Linked DNA regions of Homo sapiens: region 1 is linked to region 2. The links are chromatin contacts, found by Hi-C in ENCODE. All regions are on one chromosome and are shown on one strand. Each heading gives the region's core, a stretch centred on a gene start or an enhancer-like site at or near the end of the contact. The rest is flanking DNA. Distances are from core to core; before and after follow the strand shown.

Region 1 (5,506 bases), core at 707-3,206, 54 kb before region 2:
CTACAGGGGACTTATATAATGACATTAAGAATGCTAATTAAGGTACAGTGTAAAGAGATATTAGGAAAGTAGAATGAAAAGCAATGGAGACTGGCTTTATAATAAAGTCAGTGACTATGAGCCAGAGTTCTATTACAGAATCCACAGATGGTGTAACCCTGAGATTAGAACATTAGTGATATTGGGTAGCGAAAAATAAAATGAAGAGAATTCACAGGGAAAATGATTGTATCTACTTTGAGAAGTTGAACTGGTGAAGATTATTCAATATTTCAAATAATATTATTCAACAAAGTTAGCCTCATCTGGGACTCTGATATGCTTTTATAATTATGTATATGCAAGTGTATCCAGTTCCTTTGCAGATATAAAAAAGTATAGCAGGTTACTTATTTCTAAATTACAAACGTAAATAAAAGCATTTCCATTGGAAAATACAATTACCACAAGACTTACAGTTACATGGCATTTTTGGCTGTTAATTGCAGTTATAAAGTAATTCATTAATAGGTAATTTAAAAATTTTTTTCTAATCTCTCTTTCCTGTCATTTGTGATATAACATTACAGTAACATTTTTCATCTAATTATAATAAAATGTCCTGCTCTTAAACAGCCCTACATCTCTATCATGAAAAGCAGAACCCAAGATTTATGGCATTTACCATATTATTTATTCGTTTATTTTGCTTCACTCAATTAAATGGAAACTTCTACTATAGGACTAACTATAAAAATTATGTATTTTGAAGTTTTTCTATTACCTAATATATAAATCCTACTACAACTCTTTTTATGATACAAAAGGCATGAGAATTTTACTGTTGTTAATGATTGTCAATTCTGTTGCAAGTACAAAATAAAAAAGGGTTCTAAGAAATTGGTCTTCTTTTACTAACACATAAACTGATAGATAAACGAACATAGATAATCAATATACAATTAATGGTTATGAAAAACATATTTCCCAAGTAACACATCAATAAAAATTTGGAACAGTAAACTCTTTCTTTTCTGCCATAACACAAATGAATGAAAATGAGTTAAACAAATTAGTAAGATTGAGATGACTAACTCTTATACAGTATATGCTTTGCATTATAACAGCACTGTTTTAAATGATGGAAAGGTCAATAAAAAAGTAATAAAATAGTTTCCTATTAAGAAGAAAGTAAATTTTTAAAAATAAACCTTTATAATAATATATTTACCAAGAGAGAATTTATCAGTATCTTCTTGTAAAATTTGAACTCCTGGTTTAAGTTAAATGTAGAATTAATAATTAAGAAAGTAGATATTAGGTATCTAGACAAGGAAATAAAAAGAGTTAATTGAGGTCCCACCATCAGAGAGGATGTAATACATTGCCATATTCCACATAATTTACTTTGCGTGATGATTGCTGGTGTTAATTCATAGGAATTGAGATCTGGAAGTCATCTTCAGATCCCGAGTACAAAATTGTACACATTACAGCATCAGGGCAAATAACTAATGCATGCGGGGCTTAAAACCTAGATGATGGGTTGATAGGTGCAGCAAACCACCATGGCACACGTTTACCAATGCAACAAATCTGCATGTCCTGCACACGTATCCCAGAACTTAAAGTAAAATAAGAAAGTAAAATAAAATAAAATAAAATGAATTTGTGTGTGAGTTTTTAAAGGAAATATTTATTAGATAAATCATCTATGCTAATTTGAACAGTCCTATTAGAAATTATGGTATTCTATAGGTAATATACAAAAATGTAAATTATTTATTTAGGCAAATACGCAATTCAAGTAAACTAGATTTAAATAGATAATATACATTTTCATAAGTGGGTTACTATTGATTTTAGCAAACAAAAGCTTATGCTAATATATAATATTAGATTGTACTTGAACATATTACCTTTTACTCAAGAGGAGAGTCAAGAAGTCAGTGAAGCTGAAGTGAAGTCTCAAGAGATGTCCTTTTCTATATGGCTGATGTATTTAAACACGTTGAAATCTCCCTTTTGTTTTTCTAAATAGCATCAATTAGGAGATCATATGATTGAGACGGAAAGTAATGCCCAAAATCTGTCTCTACAAATTCTAAAAATAAACTTAACCAGGTGATTTTACAATAGATCATTGTGAAGACAAAGCAACCGGAAAGCGAATGGACCCATCACATGCTAATCCCAGTGTTAGTCTAGCCCTGAGTGAGTCAGACAACGGAAAAGCACGCTGGAGGAAACCAGGCATAGAAATGATTGCAGTGATAAAGATGTTTCTGTAGAATACCATCTACTACTTTTCAACAAATATATGTCCAAGATGGAACAACGCTATGTCAAAAATAATACTTACCATGTTATCAAAATTTTACACATTCTCTAGTAAATAGTGATAATTGGCATAATAAAATTGGAGTCATTCTATACTTCAAAAGTTTTCCTACAAATCATTATTTATCTTGTATTTTTACCTTTACATTGACTTTGAGTGTTTTAAGTAATAAAGTGAATGTAAACATTTGCCAAAATTCAATCATCTTTTGGATATCATATGATAAAAACATTCTCATATTTAATGTCAAAAGATTCTAGGTGCTTGGTCACATATCTCTCACATAAAACTGATTTCTTATGTTTAGAAATTTGAATTTACTTCCCTGGAGTTTTCTGAGGTTCATATATATTTATAGAGGCCATTTGTTGAAATAACTATATTAGACAGAAAGAGAAAAACAGAATTTTAATTTAATTCATAGGCAAACATGTATAAGCATTCACCTACTCTCTACCGGTTGGAGAATTTGATGTGCTAAGAACTGAGTATTAAAAACTCTTTTCTAAAGTTCAGATAAGTTATACAGCCCAGTCCATTGTTCCTCAGAGGGTGCCACATGCGACCATCATGATCAGCATCAGCTAGTAGCTGTTGAAATGCAGATTCTTATTCTACTTTTCCAAACTTACTGAGTCAGAATCTTGTGGTGTACACCTGGAACCGGAATTTTAAGAACATGTCCAGGAAACTCTTTGTGTACTTTAAAGATAGAAAAACTACTTAAGAGATTTATAAACGCATGGTCTTTAGCTTGATCCCACTAATTAGAAATTGTGTTTTAAATTTGTGTCTGATTCAGGGAAGGAAACAACGCCCACCAGGGCCTGGTGGTGGGGAAGGGAGGGAGAGCATCAGGGCAAATAGCTAATGCATGTGGGGCTTAAAACCTAGATGATGGGTTGATAGGTGCAGCAAACCACCATGGCACACGTTTACCAATGCAACAAATCTGCATGTTCTGCACACGTATCCCAGAACTTAAAGTAAAATAGGAAAGTAAAATAAAATAAAATAAAATGAATTTGTGTGTGAGTTTTTAAAGGAAATATTTCTTAGATAAATCATCTATGCTAATTTGAACAGTCCTATTAGAAATTATGGTATTCTATAGGTAATATACAAAAATGTAAATTATTTATTTAGGCAAATATGTAATTCAAGTATATTAGATTTAAATTGTTCTTTTGGCATGAAATTTCTAAGCATCAGAGATATAAGGTCTCTTCTCTGGCACAAAACAAACCCATTCTCTTTACATTCTCAATGAAACAAAGTTACATAGGATTCAGTGACTATTTTTTTTTAATAGGTACATAGGCTGCATTCATCACCCAGGCTGGAGTGCAGTGGTGCAATCATAGCTAACTGCAGTCTGGAACTACAGGGCTCAAGCAAACCTCCCCTCATACTCCTAAGTAGCTAGAGACACAGGTACGCACGACTGCACCAGCCTAAATTTTTAATTTTATTTTTTATAGAGATGGGTTTCACAATTTTGTCAACATTGTTCTTGAACTTTTGATTTCAGGTGGTCCTCGTGCCTAAGCCTTCCAGAGTGCTGGGATTACAGTCATGAGCCACTGCACCATCTCATGGTTCAGTAACTACTGAACTATGTCTGATTTAAAAAATATACCCTGCTTTAATTAATTACAAAATGTCAAGCGGTTTCCTTCCTTTCTTCTTTTCTTCTCTGCCTCCTCTCATTTCTTCCCTAGTTCGTTTTTCTAACAATATTAGGTACAGTTCCAGTGGATCTAAGATATTCATGTTCTAGTGCACAAAAAGCAAACTAATAGTCCAAAAGCACACTACCAAACAGCAAACTAACAGGTAAGATATGGCAGATGTCAATATACTCATTTAAAAACTACAATTAAACCTAAAGCATATACACTTTATGTTGGAACACCAAAATGTAGGCATTATTTCACCCATGATTTTCTGCTTCTCCAAGTTAGGAAGTGTGGTGATTATGTATGACAGGTGGAACAAGCATGGTGGCATAGAAATACAGTAGTGACCTTCTCATGCTAGGGATGGTCTCACCCTCCAGGAACAGTAAGCCATTTTAGAAGACTGATGGACCAGAACATGGCTTCATATTTTATAATTAAGTAAAACAGATATCTTGTCTTCTATAAGCAAACATCATGTTCTTTGAAAAGGCCATGCCTTTCAATTACAAGGGAAGTATCAACAAAGAGCCACTGTCTTATCACAGTTGTGGCAATACACTGGTTGCTTATGGATACAATCCATGAATGGGTTTTTATAGTGATATTTATGCTGGGTTTTTATCCTCCTTCTTCACCTTCTTCTGCTTCTCCCCCTCCTCCTCTTTCTCCTCTTCTTCTCTGGGCTCCTCTTCCTCCATTTTCTGCTTCTCCTCCTCCTCCTTATTCTCCGAATCTCCTGTGATGAAAATACTGCATGTTCTCACTCATAGGTGGGAATTGAACAATGAGAACACATGGACACAGGAAGGGGAACATCACACATCGGGGACTATTGTGGGGTGGGAGTAGTGGGGAGGGATAGCATTAGGAGATATACCTAATGCTAAATGACAAGTTAATGGGTGCAGCACACCAACATGGCACATGTATACATATATAACAAACCTGCACGTTGTGCACATGTACCCTAAAACTTAAAGTATAATAATAATAATAATAATAATAATAATAATAAAGAAAGTCATTGCAGACAAACTGATGGGGGGCATTAGATGGTTTGGGGTCTGTGTTCCCTTTACTGTGCAGTGACAATGAGTGGGGTGGGTGGGGGCTGGGGGGCGGTGCGGTTACCTTCTGTCTTGTAGAAACTGAGGTAAAAAATGTGAGAAACTTCCAGGGTGAGAAAATTAGGTGTACCAAAGGAAACCCAGAGCCAATCAAATGTCAGAATAAATAGGCCCAATAATCTAGCTGAGCTTAAGGATTATATGCTTGTAAAATATAAAATACTACAGACTAAATTAGGAATAATTGACTCTAAAGGACCTCTGACATAGAGTGCTTCAGTCAGTGCTTCTCAAACTGGGTAAAAGAAGTGATGTAAGGAATAGCTATATTTGTAAATATAGAAAATAGAAATAAAGAACTTTTGCATAAGAATTGTTTAAAATATATTGCACTTATAAAAAGAATGGACTTCTATTACTCAGAAACAGCACTGCAA
Region 2 (5,266 bases), core at 2,056-4,555:
TTATTTTTTATTTTTTAGACACCTATCCTTTTATAACAAATAATGTGGTATACTGTGATTTTATAATCAAATTAGTTTTTGAAATATCTGTTAGAATTTACCAGGTAAGTTGAACTATTTTTATTCTTTCATGGCCAGTTTCCTACTAATGTCATAGAAAAGGGACAGGAGAAATAGAAGGAAGTAGAGTAGAAGAAAGAGCTCCAGAGAAGTCAAGTGCTTTACCTAGTGATACATAGTAGTAAATGACAATAAAAGCTGGGAACTCATAACATGTCATAGATCTGAAGTTTTGTTTTATAGTTAAAAATAAGCAGCTTTATTTTAGAAAGTGTGTGCTAAATAATTGTATACTAATTTTAAGTTAGTTTTTGCAAGGAATGACTTGAAAATTTCTACTTTGACATCTTCTAATACTTGAATTCCACTCAAGTGCACCTAGTTCATTCCTGAGATTTCTAACTTCAGATTGTCTAGAGCATTACATGTTTAAAGATACTTTTAGAAGCTCTCAGTTCCACATATTTAAGAAGTTCAGTAAAACTTTCTTTTATTTCACACTAAGCTAAATATACTTTAGTGTCTGTAGATGAATAATGACTATTTATTCTAAATCCTTATATAGCTTATGTAGGTTAGTACAAAAAAAAGTTCATATGGAAACATTTAAACATATAAAGCTGTATTCAAGTAAACACCAATATATGCCAGAACACAAGGAATAGAGAGACTCTTGGGATAGGTACTGAGAACATATTCTTCAAATGTCCTGATATACTTACAATCATGGAAACCATGAGAGCCAAGATGAAGGCAAAGACAAGGAACTTCATAGTTGGCTGGGTTCTCTGAAAACATATGTGGAAATTCAGTATCACATTTTTTCTTGCATTCGCCCATCAAAAGTTTATTGATTATACTACGCTCCAAAGCACTGGGAGACACACTCCAGATAGAAAGACAATTAAAACCCATTGCCTGACATCATGAAACTTGGAGACTTGTTGGAGACACTGATAAGTAAAAGTGAGTGTATTGATATGGAAATGCTAAGGCATTAGAGTAACACACAAATCAACACCTTACACAGACCAAGAGAATAGGGGTATGAAGGTAAAGAAGAAAGTAAAGCTTGAGTTGGATTATGCAGGATGAGTAAAGAGGTGTTGGGTGACTGCAAGAAAATGAAAAAGAGGGAGGATACCATATTGAAAGTGCAAACAGTTCAAAATGTAGGGAAGATAAAACTGGAGCAGTTTATCAGAAGATAAAACTGGAACAGTTCAAAATGTAGGGAAGATAGAACTGGATATTATGGGGCGCCTTAAATAATGACATTAGGGATGATATTTAAGGTACAGTGTAAAGAGATGTTTGGATGTTAGAATGACCAGCAATGGGCAATCGCTTTATAATGTTACTGAAAATGAGCCAGATTTCTGTCTTGAGAGTTGCAAAAATGGGGTCACCTTCAGATTAGAACATTAATGATACTGGGTAGAGAACAATCAAACTGATAAGAAGTCACAGAGAAAATATTCGTACCTCCTCTGAGAAGTTGAATTGGTGAAGATGACTTAATATTTTAAATAATCTCATTCAACAAAATTAACCTTATCTGGGACTGTGATATGTTATCATAAACAGTATAAGCCAGTTAACCCAGTTCCTTTGTTATTAAACAAAAAACGTTAGATTATTTATTTGTAAATTATAAACATCTAAATAAAGACATTTTCAGTGAAACACATAATTGCCACAAGAGTTACAAATAAATGACATTTTTACCTGTTTATTGAAAACTATAGAGTAATTCATATAAAGGTAATGGTCTTCATTATTTTAATCTCTTTTACCAATAACTTGTGATAAAACATTACAAGAATATTTTTTACCTAATTATAAAAAAAATTACTGTTATTAATAACCCCAAATCTCCAAAACATAAAGCAGAACTCATGATTTATGGCATTTGCTTTGTTACTTATTCACTGATTTGCCTCAGTTATTCAAACTGAAATTTCTGGCCGGGTGTGGTGGCTCATGCCTGTAATCACAGCACTTTGGAAGGCCAAGGTGGGCAGATCACCTGTGGTCAGGAGTTCAAGACCAGCCTGACCAACATGGAGAAACCCCGTCTCTACTAAAAATAATAATAATAAAAATTTAGCTGGGCATGGTGGTGAGTGCCTATAATCCCAGCTACTTAGGAAGCTGAGGCAGGAGAATCACTTGAGCCCGGGAGGTGGAGGTTGCGGTGAGCCGAGATTGCACCATTGCACTCCAGCCTGGGCAACAAGAGCGAAACTCTGTCTCAAATTAAAAAAAAAAAAAAAAAAAAAAGGAAATTTCTGGTATTAGAGTAAGTGTAAAAATAATATGTACTTTGGGGTTTTTCTATCACCTGATAGATAAACCTACCCATCAGTCATTTTATGATGCAAAAAGCATAAAAACTTTAGTGTATTTTATACCTGTAAATTTTATTGAAAGTATGGAATCAAAAAATGCTCATAGAAGAGTAGTTTTGTTTTACTAACCTTGATAAACTGAAAGATGGATATATAGACATAGATATATAAATATATATGTCATGGTTTTAAAAAAATATTTCCCCAATGAAAAATAATAAAAATATGAAATAGTAAAATCTTTGTTTTCTGCCATATCACAACTGAATGAAAACAACTTAAGTAATATAAAACAGTAAGGCAGTAAAGCATGACTGTTATACAACATTTTTTATTATGCAGAATGACATAACTGTTTAAAATGATGGAAAGGTCAATGAAAAGGTAGTGAGAAATGTTTACTTATGGGAAAAAAGTAAATTTTTAAAAGTTAAACTTGTGAAACAATATATACATTTGCAAAAAAGAGAACGTATGCTATTTTCTTAAAATATGAACTTCGAATAAAGGTAAAAGTAGTAAGTAGCAGAGTAGATGCCAGTACGTAGACAAGGAAATAAAAAGCTTTTCAGAAGTTCCATCAGGAGAGAAGTTGGAATATGTCTCCATATTCCACATTATTTACTTTGCATGATGATTGCTGATTTCAATGTATAGTTATTCAGATTCTCAACTTACCTTCAGATCCTAAGAAGGTCATCATTTCTCTCAATTGTTTCTTTATGAGAAATTATCATTACATAAATACACATTTTTATAATTAGTTTTCAAAAGATTTTAGGAAGCAACACTCTAGATTAAGACAACATATTCGATTATACATGAACATATTACCTTTTACTCAAGATGAGACTACAGAAGTAGTGAAGTTGAAGTGAAGCTTCAAGAGATGATGTGCTACCCTAGAGGGCCAATGTATTTAAACACTCTGAAGTCCCCCATTTGTTTTTGTTAAATAATGGCAATTATGAGATCACATTATGGAAACTAAAAGTAATGCCCAAAATCTGTCTCTACAAATGATAAAAATAACCGTAACAAAGTGATTTTGCAATAGATGATTGTGAAGACAAAGTAACCAGGAAACAACTGTACCCACTGCATGTTAATCCCACTGTTAGTCTAGCGCTGAGTGAGTCAGATGACAGAAAAGCATGCTGGAGGAAACCAGGCATAGAAATAATTGCAGTGATAAAGATGTTTCCACAAGTATGTGTCCAAGGTGGAACAACTCTATGACACAAATAATACTTACCATGTTATCAAGATTTTACATGTTCTCTGATAACTCGTGGTAACTGGCATAATAAAATTACAGTCTTCATATACTTCAAGAGTTTTTCTTCAAATCATTATTTATCTCATACTTTTACCATCTTCTATTGACTTTAGAATATTTTAAGTTACAAAGTGAACGTAAACATTTGCCAAATTCAGTAATCTTTTGGGTACTATATGATAAAAAATTATTATATTTATGGTGAAATGACTCTAAGTGCTCACTGATACATATCTCACATATGACTGAATATATGTATTTGGAAATTCAATTTAATTTCCTGGAGTTTTTAAGGCTACATATTTTTCCATAGCAGCCATGTGTTGACATGATTACACTAGAGTGAAGGAAAAAATGTTTTCATTACATTCCTAGGAAAATTTGTGTAAAAATTACCCTACTCACTGCTGGTTGGATAACTCAATGTACTAAGAAACGAATATCAAAAACTTATATATAAAGTTGAGGTAAGTTATACAGCCTAGTGCATTGTTCCTCAGAGTGTGCCATATGGGAACATCACAGACAGCATCAGCTGGAGCCTGTGGAAATGTAAATTCTTAGTCCACCTTCGCAAACTTGCTGAGTCAGAATCTTGGGGTTGTCCTAAGGCGTTTGCATTTTAACATTATCTCCAGGTGATTCTTTGGGTACTGTGAAGTTTGAAACAAGGCTGGTCTCAGTGGCTCATGTCTGTAATCCCAGCACTTTGGGAGGCCGAGGCAGGAGGATTGCTTGAGCATAGAAGTTCAAGAATAGCCTAGGCAACATAGTGAGACCCGTATCTCCACAAAAACATAAAAAAAAAAACAACCACATATTTGTCTCTTGAATGCATTAGTTATCCTTAGGCTTTAACCAGTAAAGATAATTTGTGGTTTAATTTTGTATCAGATTTTTTAAGGAAGTATTTATTAGGTAAATTTTTATGCTGTATTGGAACAGCCTTACTGGAAATTATGATTACTCTCTGGGTAATATACAAGAAAATATAAATCATTTCTTAAGGCAAATAAATAATTCAAATTAAATTAGATAGATATTATTCTTATTCTTTTGTCATGAGATTTATAAGCATTATAGATACAAAGTTTCTTCTCATGTGTAAAACAAACACAATCTCTTTACATTCTGAGTGGAAAAAAGTTACATAGGGTTCAGTAACTATTTTATTTTTCCAGAGATGGGGTCTTGCTGCATAGCACAGTCTTGAGTGCATTGGTGAGATCATAGTTCACAGATGCCTGGAACTCCTGGGCTCAAGTGGTCCTACAACCTCAGCCTCATGTTTAGCTGGGACTACAGACATGTGTTATCACTCTTGGTTAATTTAATTTAAATTGTTTTTGGTGGAGACTTGGTCTTGCTATGTTGCCCATGCTGGTCTTGAACTTTTGACCACAAAAATCCTTCTGCCTTAGCCTCCAAGTAGTGCTGGGATTGCAGTCATGAGCCATTGTGCCTGGCCCATGGTTCAGTAACTACTGAACTATATCTGATTTTAAAAATAAACTGCTTCGATTACTTGGGGAAAGTCAAATGATTTTCTTCTTTTCTTCTTTCTTTCTTCTCCCTC

What was found. A loop is a pair of places that touch in the nucleus more often than their neighbours do.
Region 1: a loop to region 2 is called in a map of DLD1, with 4 times the contacts of the local background. The contact joins the promoter of HTN1 here to the promoter of STATH in region 2. A Hi-C loop is called at or near these places in 2 of 168 maps with a recorded cell type or tissue (Caco-2 and DLD1) and 1 of 37 single-sample maps with no recorded cell type.

The regions. Positions count from the first base shown.
Region 1 is chr4:70,046,888-70,052,393 of GRCh38, reverse strand. HTN1 (histatin 1) reads right to left here and starts at 1,956. Exons shown (of 6, transcript NM_002159.4): 1 at 1,899-1,956.
Region 2 is chr4:69,994,005-69,999,270 of GRCh38, reverse strand. It overlaps STATH (statherin), which reads right to left and starts at 3,305. Exons shown (of 6, transcript NM_003154.3): 1 at 3,246-3,305; 2 at 783-848. The coding sequence starts at 833.